Linked DNA regions of Homo sapiens: region 1 is linked to region 2. Evidence: read pairs that join two places in POLR2A ChIA-PET (ENCODE). Cell type or tissue: OCI-LY7. All regions are shown on one strand.

The links. Peaks named below come from ENCODE experiments on the same cell type or tissue, not always from the same donor. Only the 100,000 strongest peaks of a DNase experiment are listed, where the experiment ranks them.
Region 1: POLR2A ChIA-PET joins it to region 2 with 5 read pairs; 2 of 35 experiments call an interaction of 5 or more read pairs at or near these places.

Annotation. Positions count from the first base shown.
Region 1 is chr7:70,049,022-70,054,021 of GRCh38, forward strand. The region is part of intron 2 of AUTS2 (activator of transcription and developmental regulator AUTS2); the gene reads left to right. Among named protein-coding and RNA genes, the nearest start is that of AUTS2, 450 kb to the left of the region's middle. In OCI-LY7, no CTCF peak of the experiment used is centred here; no DNase peak of the experiment used is centred here.
Region 2 is chr7:69,904,441-69,909,440 of GRCh38, forward strand. The region is part of intron 2 of AUTS2 (activator of transcription and developmental regulator AUTS2); the gene reads left to right. Among named protein-coding and RNA genes, the nearest start is that of AUTS2, 310 kb to the left of the region's middle. In OCI-LY7, no CTCF peak of the experiment used is centred here; a DNase peak (open chromatin) is centred at 2,041.

The DNA of each region.
Region 1 (5,000 bases), 140 kb after region 2:
CCTGGGTTCAAGCAGTGTTCCTGTCTCAGCCTCCAGGTAGCTGGGACTATAGGTACACACCACCACCATCCTCAGTAGTCATTTTTGAGTGGGCTAGTTAAATAGACGACACTCCCATCATGCATTATTTAACCAGTTCCTTGCTGTTGGACTTATAGGCTGACTTATAGGCTGTTTCAAATTTTTAATTTATATAGTCACATTTCAATGAACAATCCAGTAGTGTTGTCATATTCATTTTTATTTAGAATACTTCGGTGAAAGGAAGTATATATCTTACTTTTTCCAACTCTATTAGCAAATCATCTCTTGGACATTTTTTTTTTTGGAGACAGAATCTCACTCTTGCCCAGGCTGGAGTGCAGTGGCATGATCTCGGCTCACTGCAACCTCCACTTCCCAGGTTCAAGTGATTCTCCTGCCTCAGCTTCCTAAGTAGCTGAGATTACAGGTACCTGCCACCACGCCTGGCTAATTTTTGTGTTTTTAGTAGGGACAGAGTTTCACTATGTTGGTCAGGCTGGTCTCAAACTCCTGACCTGAAGTGATCCTCTTGCCTTGGCCTCCCAAAGTGCTGGGATTACAGGCGCCCAGCCAGTCTCTTGGAAAAGTCTTAACAATTTTTATTATCACCAACTGAATTCTTCTCATCATATTTTTAGGTTTTAAATTGTCTGGAACTTAAAAATATATGAAGATAGGCCAGCCACAGTGGTTCATATCTGTAATCCCAGCACTTTGAGAGGCTGAGGCAGGAGGATCACTTGAAGCCAGGAGGTTGAGACTAGCCTGGGCAGCATAGCAAGACCCTGTGTCTACAAAACCCAACAAACGTGTGTGTTTGTGTGTGTGTATGTGTGTAAAACATATATATGAAGATATGATATATGAAGATACATTACGAAGATAATTCAAATATATATATGAAGATACATAGGAAGATAATTTAGCTTGCTGCAACAGAAATTCCAAATTTAGGGCTAAAGAAATTATCAAACTGAAGCCTTTTTGTAAATTTAAGTAGTTTTGTTGATTTTAGAAGTAGACTTTTCTGGCCAGGCGCGGTGGCTCATGCCTCTAATCTCAGCACTTTGGAAGGCTGAGGCAGGCAGATCACCTAAGGTCAGGAGTTCAAGACCATCCTGGCCAACATGGTGAAACCATGTCTCTACTAAAAATACAAAAATTAGCCAGGAGTGGTGGTGCGCACCTGTAGTCCCAGCTACTCAGGAGGCTGAGGCAGGAGAATCGCTTGAATCCATGAGGTGGAGGTTGCAGTGAGCCGAGATCGAGCCACTGCAATCCAGCCTGGCGACAGAGCAAGACTCTGTCTCAAAAAAAAAAAAAAAAAAAAAAAATTAGACTTTTCCAAATAATGGTCAAGGTTTTTAAGTATGAGAAAGGAGTTTCATGGTCTTGGGGATCAGGGTCCTCTTGGCATGGAGTGGGTGGTGACGTGAAGGTGAGCCCTCCAGTTCCAGCTCTGTTATTAGCCTTCTTGTGCCTCTTGTGTGGCTGTTTCCCAGCTCCAACCCAAAGTTTTATTAGGATAAAGTCTTGGATTTAGGCATATGGATATTAAATATCAGTAGCTGAATTTGGGGTTTGAAATAATTGCTGCTTACTTCTAACTTCCCCATCCCACTCCAGATTCTTTTTGCCATCCCTATCTACATTAAATAGCTAATTGAAGCCAGGCGCGGTGGCTCATGCCTGTAATTCCAGCACTTTAGGAGGCCAAGACGAATGGATCACCTGAGGCCAGGAGTTTGAGACCAGCCTGGCCAATATGGCGAAACCCCACCTCTACTAAAAATACAAAAATTGGCTGGGTGTGGTGGTGTGCTCCTGTAGTCCCAGCTACTTGGGAGGCTGAGACAGGAGAATCACTTGAACCTGGGAGGCAGAGGTCGCAGTGAGCTGAGATCATGCTACTGCACTCCAGCCTGGGCGACAGAGCGAGACTCTGTCTCCATCAATCAATCAATCAATTATTATTCATAAAATGAGAAGAAGCTCCTCCGCCTTCCCCTGCCAAGGGGATGAGCAAATGTGTGTTACAGCTCACTTTGAAGAGCTGTCCAGGCTTTTGAGTGAAATGCAGAATTTTTACCTCTTGCTTAGTAATTTGCTCATTTTTCAGACTACTTTGCACAGATTTAATGATTAAGGAAACAGGATAGGCAAAGGTGCCAGCGTTTGATATTATCTTAAGGCCTAAACTGACCTTACGGTGATGAAATGAACTTTTTGAGTGCGTTTGTCTCCTGAATAAATCTGTAACAGTTTTCTTAACTGACTCCCTCTGTCTCTCAGCATCAGAAAGAAATGAGAGAACATTAAGCCACAGAAAGCAAATAATGGTCAAAATAAAGATACTCTTTTGCTGGCAAACTTAAAAATTCACTTGTGGGGCTGAGCGTGTTGGCTCACACCTGTAATCCCTGCAGTTTGGGAGGCCGAGGCAGGTGGATCACCTGAGTTCAGGAGTTCCAGACCAACCTGGCCAACATGATGAAACCCCTTCTCTACTAAAAATACCAAAAAATTACCCAGGCGTGGTGGTGGGCACCTGTAATCCCAGCTACTCAGGAGGCTGAGGCAGGAGAATCACTTGAACCCGGAAGGTGAAGGTTGCAGTGAGCTGAGATCACACCACTGCACTTCATCCTGGGCAACAAGAACAAAACTCCATCTAAAAAAAACAGATTCACTTGTGGAATCTAATAGCTGTAGGCAAGGGATATTTATTGAAACCAAGATTTAAGTGTGGTTTATGATGTTTATGGAGTAGTTTAATACTACTTTTCTTCAAAATGAGTTTTTAATTTAGGAAAAAGAATTCAGATATGTTCCCAGAGTAGAGATGACTGACCATCATGGGAGTGGTTAGGGTTTGGGGTTTGTGTGGGTAAGATTCTGTTTACCCACTACAGCCATTGTGTGGATTTAAAAGCTTTCCTGGATGGAATTTATGGAGTGAAATTTGAAACTAGTGTCCTGTGTACTACAATATATGGTCACAACAAGCAATCAATTTAGAAAGAAATGGAACGGAGAAGATACAGGTTAAATGATGAGTATTGTGCAGTGCAGCAAGACATAGAGTGATCTTAACAGTAATGTGGTATGTCACCATCTGAGTTCTGTTATAAAGCTCCTAGGCAATGACTAAATCCTAGAAATCATTGCCTACTTTCAGTGGCAGACAGAGTATAATCCATTCATGATAGGGGGTTCCAGGTACATTGATATAGAAGACTGGCCAAGGGGGAATGACAGGGGTTACAGCTAACATTTCCTAGGTAATTGGTTCTAATTTCCAGGCTCCAAGCAAGATACTGTATCTCTTTTACCCTGTTTAATCCTCCCCAGCACCCAGTGAGGTACAGATGGTATTGTATCCATTTTAGAATTGAGATGACTGAAGCTTAGAGAGATTTTCCCAGTCATATATATTCACGGTTCCTGGATACAGCTGTACAGGTTGTTCACTGCATGAAGGTGGCTGGCTGAGGTAGCAGGCAAAGGATTTGTTTGCTCAGCAGAGGCAGCATTTTCTAATTTGCACTAAAACCTGTGTAGGCCAACTGTAGCCCTACTCATAAAGTTGGTTAATGCCTGAACTGGGAGTAGAGGTGAGGCAGTGTTGAAGTGGATAGGTAGATTCTGAGAAGCTTATACTATACCTACTGAAGTCCTAATCTGTAGGCTGTCTGCAAACTGGTTTGTTTTGCTACCATCCTATCCCAGCATTTCCTCAAAGATCCCACAGTGACTTCTTTATTGTGGATCTGATGGTCTTTGGCAGCTATACAGACATTCTTAGAGTCACAGCCAGGATTAAAGTCTAGGATGCTTGTCTTCAAGTCATGCATGCTTTCTGTATGAGATAATATACAAAAAGATGGTCAAGAAAAGTGATTTTGAGATAAATAGTGGCCTAGAATAGCTAGACTGAGATTGTTCAAGCACAGCTATTAATTTGCTTACTTGCTCAGCACTCAGGCTGTGCTATTTGCTTCAAGGGATATAAAGATTGCTGCTTTCTAGAAAATTATAACTCAATTAGGGAAACCAAATCAATATATATTTCATAATATAAAATAAGAGAAATTACAGATAACAATAAATAATAGCCAAAATACCTTTCTTAACTAGGCATGTCTATGTTTCTTTACCTTGCTTTAGTGCTCTTAGATGTCCCATTCCAGCCTTTGAGTTGGAGTGGGGAAGGTGTTCCTTATTAAAGAAGCATCTACTACAAAAAATCTAAAACCAGATCTGAGGCCCATACTAGACCCTTCTATTAGTGGTAATTTTAAAAAAGAATTTTCCATCTAAATTTAATAGCTTTCTTCTGTAGCTACCCTACCCTATCCCTGGGCCAGGCACCAAAGTGAATAATAATGTGCTATAAAATCCAAACCAAAATAGTACATCTTCTTTGGCATTTGAAATTTCAGTGTTTTTTGCGTGTAGCTACAAATGTCTTCCATTGTGGCAACCACTGTTTTGGGTGGTTTTTTTTTTTTGGAGACAGGATCTCACTCTGTTTCCCAGGCTGGAGTGAAGTGATGAGATCATGGCTCACTGAAGCCTTGCCCTCCAGGGCTAAAGTAATCCTTCCACCTCATCCTCTTGAACAACTTGGACTACAGGCATGCACCACCACAGTCAGCTAGTTTATTATTTTTATTTTTGTAAAGACAGGGTCTCTACTATGTTGCCCAGGCTGGTCTCGAACTGGGCTCAAGAGGTCCTCCTGTCTTGGCCTCCCAAAGTGCTGTGGGATTACTGGTGTGAGTGAACCACCACAGTCAGTTTTGGGGTTCTTTTGAATAATCAGAAGCTGAAATCAGAAGCCAAAAATAGCAAAATGGGAATTCTGTGTGCTTTTGTGATATGATTATATTTGTGTTCCCAGCCTCCAAAGAAAGCAAATGTAATTTATATGGTACTCAATAAACTATGGCAGTCAAGAAAACCAAAAGAAAAAC
Region 2 (5,000 bases):
GGTATTTATCCAGCTTGACTCTAGAGCCTACAGGTTTCTGGAAATCAGAGCATTTGAGACACGAATGTAATTTGGGATTTTACTGTCATAATGAAAAGACATGAACTTTGCTATGTGCTCTTTCATACATACTTTTGTTATAATATTTAGATGTCTGCTGGTACCTTGAACTAGTATTAAGAATGTCAGTTAAACCGTTTCTACCTCATACTTCAAAATTTCAAGTTTACCATGTTAATTGGGATTTCATTTGCTTTCGAAAAATTTTGTAGTCATGTGAAGGTTACAAGCTAAGGTATCAAATAAAATTCTTTATATTTTTTTCCTTTTTATGAATTTAAGTTGCATACTACTTTTTCCCCTTGCCTAAAGTATAGAAATAAGAAAAACTGTAAGGAAAGATGGAGGGAATAAAAGATTGGCTTATGATCTCTCTTTGGAATATTGATTGACTTGAATAAGAGTGAGATGCTAGTTTTAACATCAGGTAATTGAAGAACCCCAATCTAGGCTTGTCTGTGTTCAGGAATTACTCACGTATTGTATTGGAAGTATTGGTTTGTAACTGGGATTGGTAAACCTGACACTAATATAATAATGAGTTATATGAAAGGTGTTTTGCTTTTGTTTTATCTTGAGCATTTGGAAACAGGTTTATTCGTGTTTTTCATTTTGTGTCTTTTGACTCTATACTTTGTTGCTGTGAGCCCTGAATGTTGGGAATAGTGAGCATAAACATCACTTAACTTCAGTGAGATACATCTTTGGAATGTTATGACCAGTAATAATTTTATCCTAAATGACATTTGTAATTTTAAATAAAAATTTAGTAAAAATTGACTATGAAAAGGACATAGCATATGTATTAGGATTCTCTGGAGAGCAAGTACCAGTAGAATATATATGTGGGTAGATAAGAGGGGATTCATTCGGGGAATTTGTTCACATGATTATGGGGGCTGAGAGGTCCCATAACAAGCCATCTGCAAGATGGAGACCCTGGGATTCACAGTATGGCTCAGACCAAGTCTGAAGGCCTGAGACTGGGGTAGTCCTCAAGTCCAAAGCCTAGAGAGCCTAGAGTTTAGATGATCAAGGGCAGGAAATTATATCCCAGCTCTAGGAGAGAGAGAGAGACCATTTCGCCTTTCCTCTGTTTTTGTTTTATCTGGACACCCGGCTGATTGCATGGTGCCTGCCCACATGGAGGGCAGATCCTTCCCTACTTAGTTCACTGAGACTCACATGCCAATCTCCTCTGGAAACACCCTCACAAACACACCCAAAGGTAATGCTGTACCAGTTCTCTAGGTATTCTTTAATCCAGTCAAGTTGATACCCTAAATTAACCAACACAGCACATTAACTACCACCTCATAAAATAAAACCTGCAGAGAGAAAATAAGCTGAATGGGAAAAGGAACTGCAATGAAAAGAATGGGCCATAATTCAGCTTGGGTGATCCTGATACCTACAGGAGTTGTTCCATAAAACAGTGACCTTTTATATTTCCCAAAGTAAGAAAATTTTATATGTGTATTTGTGCATGCAGAACTTTATTAAGGGCCATTTAAATCCCATATATTGATAGAGGAGTTAAGAAAGATAAAGTGACAGGAGTGATTCTCAACTCTGGCTCCCATAAATTTCTACAATGTCAGTGATTGAAGAATGAGGGAGCACATCTTTCCTTTAATAAGGCCTAGCCAGTACACTTTTGGTAGTTGATGAGGGTAGGACAGAACTCCCTTTCTTTATTTGAAACTGTGTATTTTTGTGCTGATTAAATTTTACATTTTTCCCTCTTGTGATGATATAAAGTTATCTGCATGTGGCCAGATCTCAGCTAAAGAACATGAAATAAGCCTCTGTACATTCTGCATTCTAATCTCTGTTCACAGCAATCTTGTATCCACACAAGTCTGTACATGACAGGTAATGAGTGGGAAGTGGGAGGAGATGGGTGTCTGTGTGGTTTGCACTGGTGGTGGTGGGGAACTGAGCAGATGGTTGTGATAGCCACATGCTGCGTGATTCCCGTGGGAGTTGATGGTGGTGACAGGCGACTCACAATGTGCTATTTACAGTTTGGGTTTGCAGTCTTTCGGTGACATCTGAATGCTCTTTAGCAACTGCTTTCATTACTGCCTTTCGAGGAGCTGTTAATTGAAAATGAAATTGTGGGTGGGCTTTAAGACAGGCAGACGCAGGCAATTCTGTGTGGTAAATGTTGCTTGAGAACTGTTGGATGTCTTCATGCCCAATTTGTAATTCATTTTCTAAGACTGTAAAAGCCAAAGGTGCATTTGGAGATTCAGTTATGTATATACATAGGCAGAGTTGAATGTCACACCTTGCCCAAAGGGTCAAACATACAGTTATTGGTATGGGTGCTGTGGTTCACGCCTGTAATCTCAGCACTTTGGGAGGCTAAGGTGGGAGGATTGCTTTGAGCACAGGAATTCAAGACCAGCCTGGGCAATATGATGAGACCTTGTCTCTAGAGAAATAAAAAAATTAGCTGGGCATGGTGACGCATGCCTGTTGTCCCAGTTTCTTGGGATGCTGAAGTGGGAGGATTGCAAGGGCCCAGGAAGTTAAGGCTGCAGTGAGCCATGTTCACGCAACTGCACCCCAGCCTGGGCAACAGAGCGAGGTCCTGTCTCCAAAAAAGAAAACCACACAAAACACCTATTTGTCTGGAAACCAACCTAGGGGAATGCTTGGCAATCCCAGCTGCCTGCTCATGTCTTACCTTTGTGTAGTTCTCTTTAAATGTATACAACTGTGTGAGGTTCTTATGTAAAATCTGCTGACATCTTGTAGTGTTCTCTGTGAGTTTATCGTAGGACTTCATCCTCCTTTCTTCCTTTAGCTCTTCATAAAGTTACTATGCAGGAGTAAATGGTTATTTGTTCTCTTGAACTTTGGGATACATTTTTCCTTCCGTATCCAAGGAGGATTCTTTCCAGGACTCCCCATGGATACTAAAAGCTGTGGATGTTCAAGTTCCTTAAATAAAATGTTATAGTATTTTTATGTAACCAACACACATCCTCTCACAAACTTTAAATCATCTCTAAATTATTTATAATACCTAGTACAGTGTAAAAGCTATGCAATTTGTTATTATATTGCATTGTTTAGGCAATAATTACAAGACAAAGAGCCTGTGCATGTTCAGTATATAAGCAACCATTGTAGGCCACATTTTTGGTCTGCCATTGGTTGGATCCATGGATACAGAGGGCCAACTGTATCATATTCAAGTTCTTACATATAACTTTGTTTCTTGTAAACATTTTCATATGATACAACTCTGTTAAAGGCAGTTGGAGCCCAGAGGCAAACAAGAGAAGAAGGAAGAGAGAGGGTGGATTTTATTGGACTTTGACAGTGGTTGATGATCTTGATTCTCTTATGGCTGCCCCCAGCTGCAGGATTGTGATTTGTTTCTTATCTTCAGAGTTGTTTGCTAAAGCATTAGTAGCATTACTGAAATGGTAGCTTTTGTAAATGTTTATATGTTGAATTGTTTTATTGCCCATAGCTTTGCACAGAAATCTTGTGCTGAACAAGGAATGACCTCCCTCTTGGAAGTGCTGTTAACTCTCTTTTTAATTAAATATGAATATAGATACAATATAACTGCATTTTTTTAGTTTTCCCTTGAACATTTCAGTGAATACTATCTGGGACAAAACCGTGCTGAATTATACGCTTTCACTACTATCACTCTTTGCTCTTAGAGAGCCCCCGAGGCTTGGGGTGAGGAGACACACCCCTTGCTGTACTTAACCCTCAGTCCCATTAGACCTGCTTTGCCACAGGAACCCAGCTGTTTTAATGCATTTGAGTTGCTGTTGGGTCCTAATGATGTTTAAAAGAACCTGTCTTGGTATTCTAAATGAACTCTGGAGCATTGCCTATTGATGCAAGTGTTGATGATTTTATATCAGGCAGATATAACTTTGTTATTTACTCTGGGGCTTTTTACACCTAGGGGTGTGCATCCTCACACCAGTGCTCACAAAGACACACACAGGAGCAGAAACCAAAATAGCTCACAAATGTGGGCAAGTCCTGTGGGGGACCACCTTATGTCTCTCAGGAGGCCTGATGAGCTGTGCCATGTGGCCTTCTGGAACATTATACCTGCATTCATTGATCACAGCTCTGCAGAAGCTGCCACTTCTCCTATGTGCCTGCCTGCAGTGACGCTGATGTAGCAGGTCATTCTGTAATCACTGTTTGCACCTGCATTTGCTCAGGAAGTGTTTGCTCATACATCTTGAAATCATGTATTACAAACCTGGACAGGTCCTAATTGCTGGTGATGGTTCTGAGAGGTTGAGATTGGCTATAATTAGATGGAGAAGCAATTAGCTACATATTCTGAGTAGGGAACATACAGAATAATGTTTCTCAAAGGGTGGTCTTTGAACCCCTATGTCAGAGCAACTGTGGATCTTTTGTTAAAATGCAGATTCCCAGGTAATCACCTTGGCATAGTCCATTGGGTGGGGGTCAGGGTGTGGCAACAAGGAACTGGAGTTCCTTCAGTGACTCCAGTACAGGTGCTGCAGGAGCCATATTTTTAAATAAACTGTACTTATTTTTTATTTTCAATTAAAAATTGCAATATTGTTAGCAAAACTTGGGAAGAATCATAAAATTGTAACAACATATCTTGCGGAAATTAATTTTATCAATAATTGGATCATATTTTTGTTCTGTACATTTACTAATTGAGTTATCTTCCAAAATGTATTGGCAAGAAAGAAATGTTTCTGCCAGATGATGTAGACATTATATAACAAAAAATGATGTTTTCAAAATAGCTACTTTTTCTAGGTGTTTACTAGAATGGACCTGATAGAATAATTGTATTCTAGTATTCTCTCCTTAGGCCCACTGGCTCACTCAAATAATAGCTGTTTATAAAGATGCTAACCGGAGTTTTTTATTTTTCATTTTTTTAAAGTTCTAATTTCTTGTTT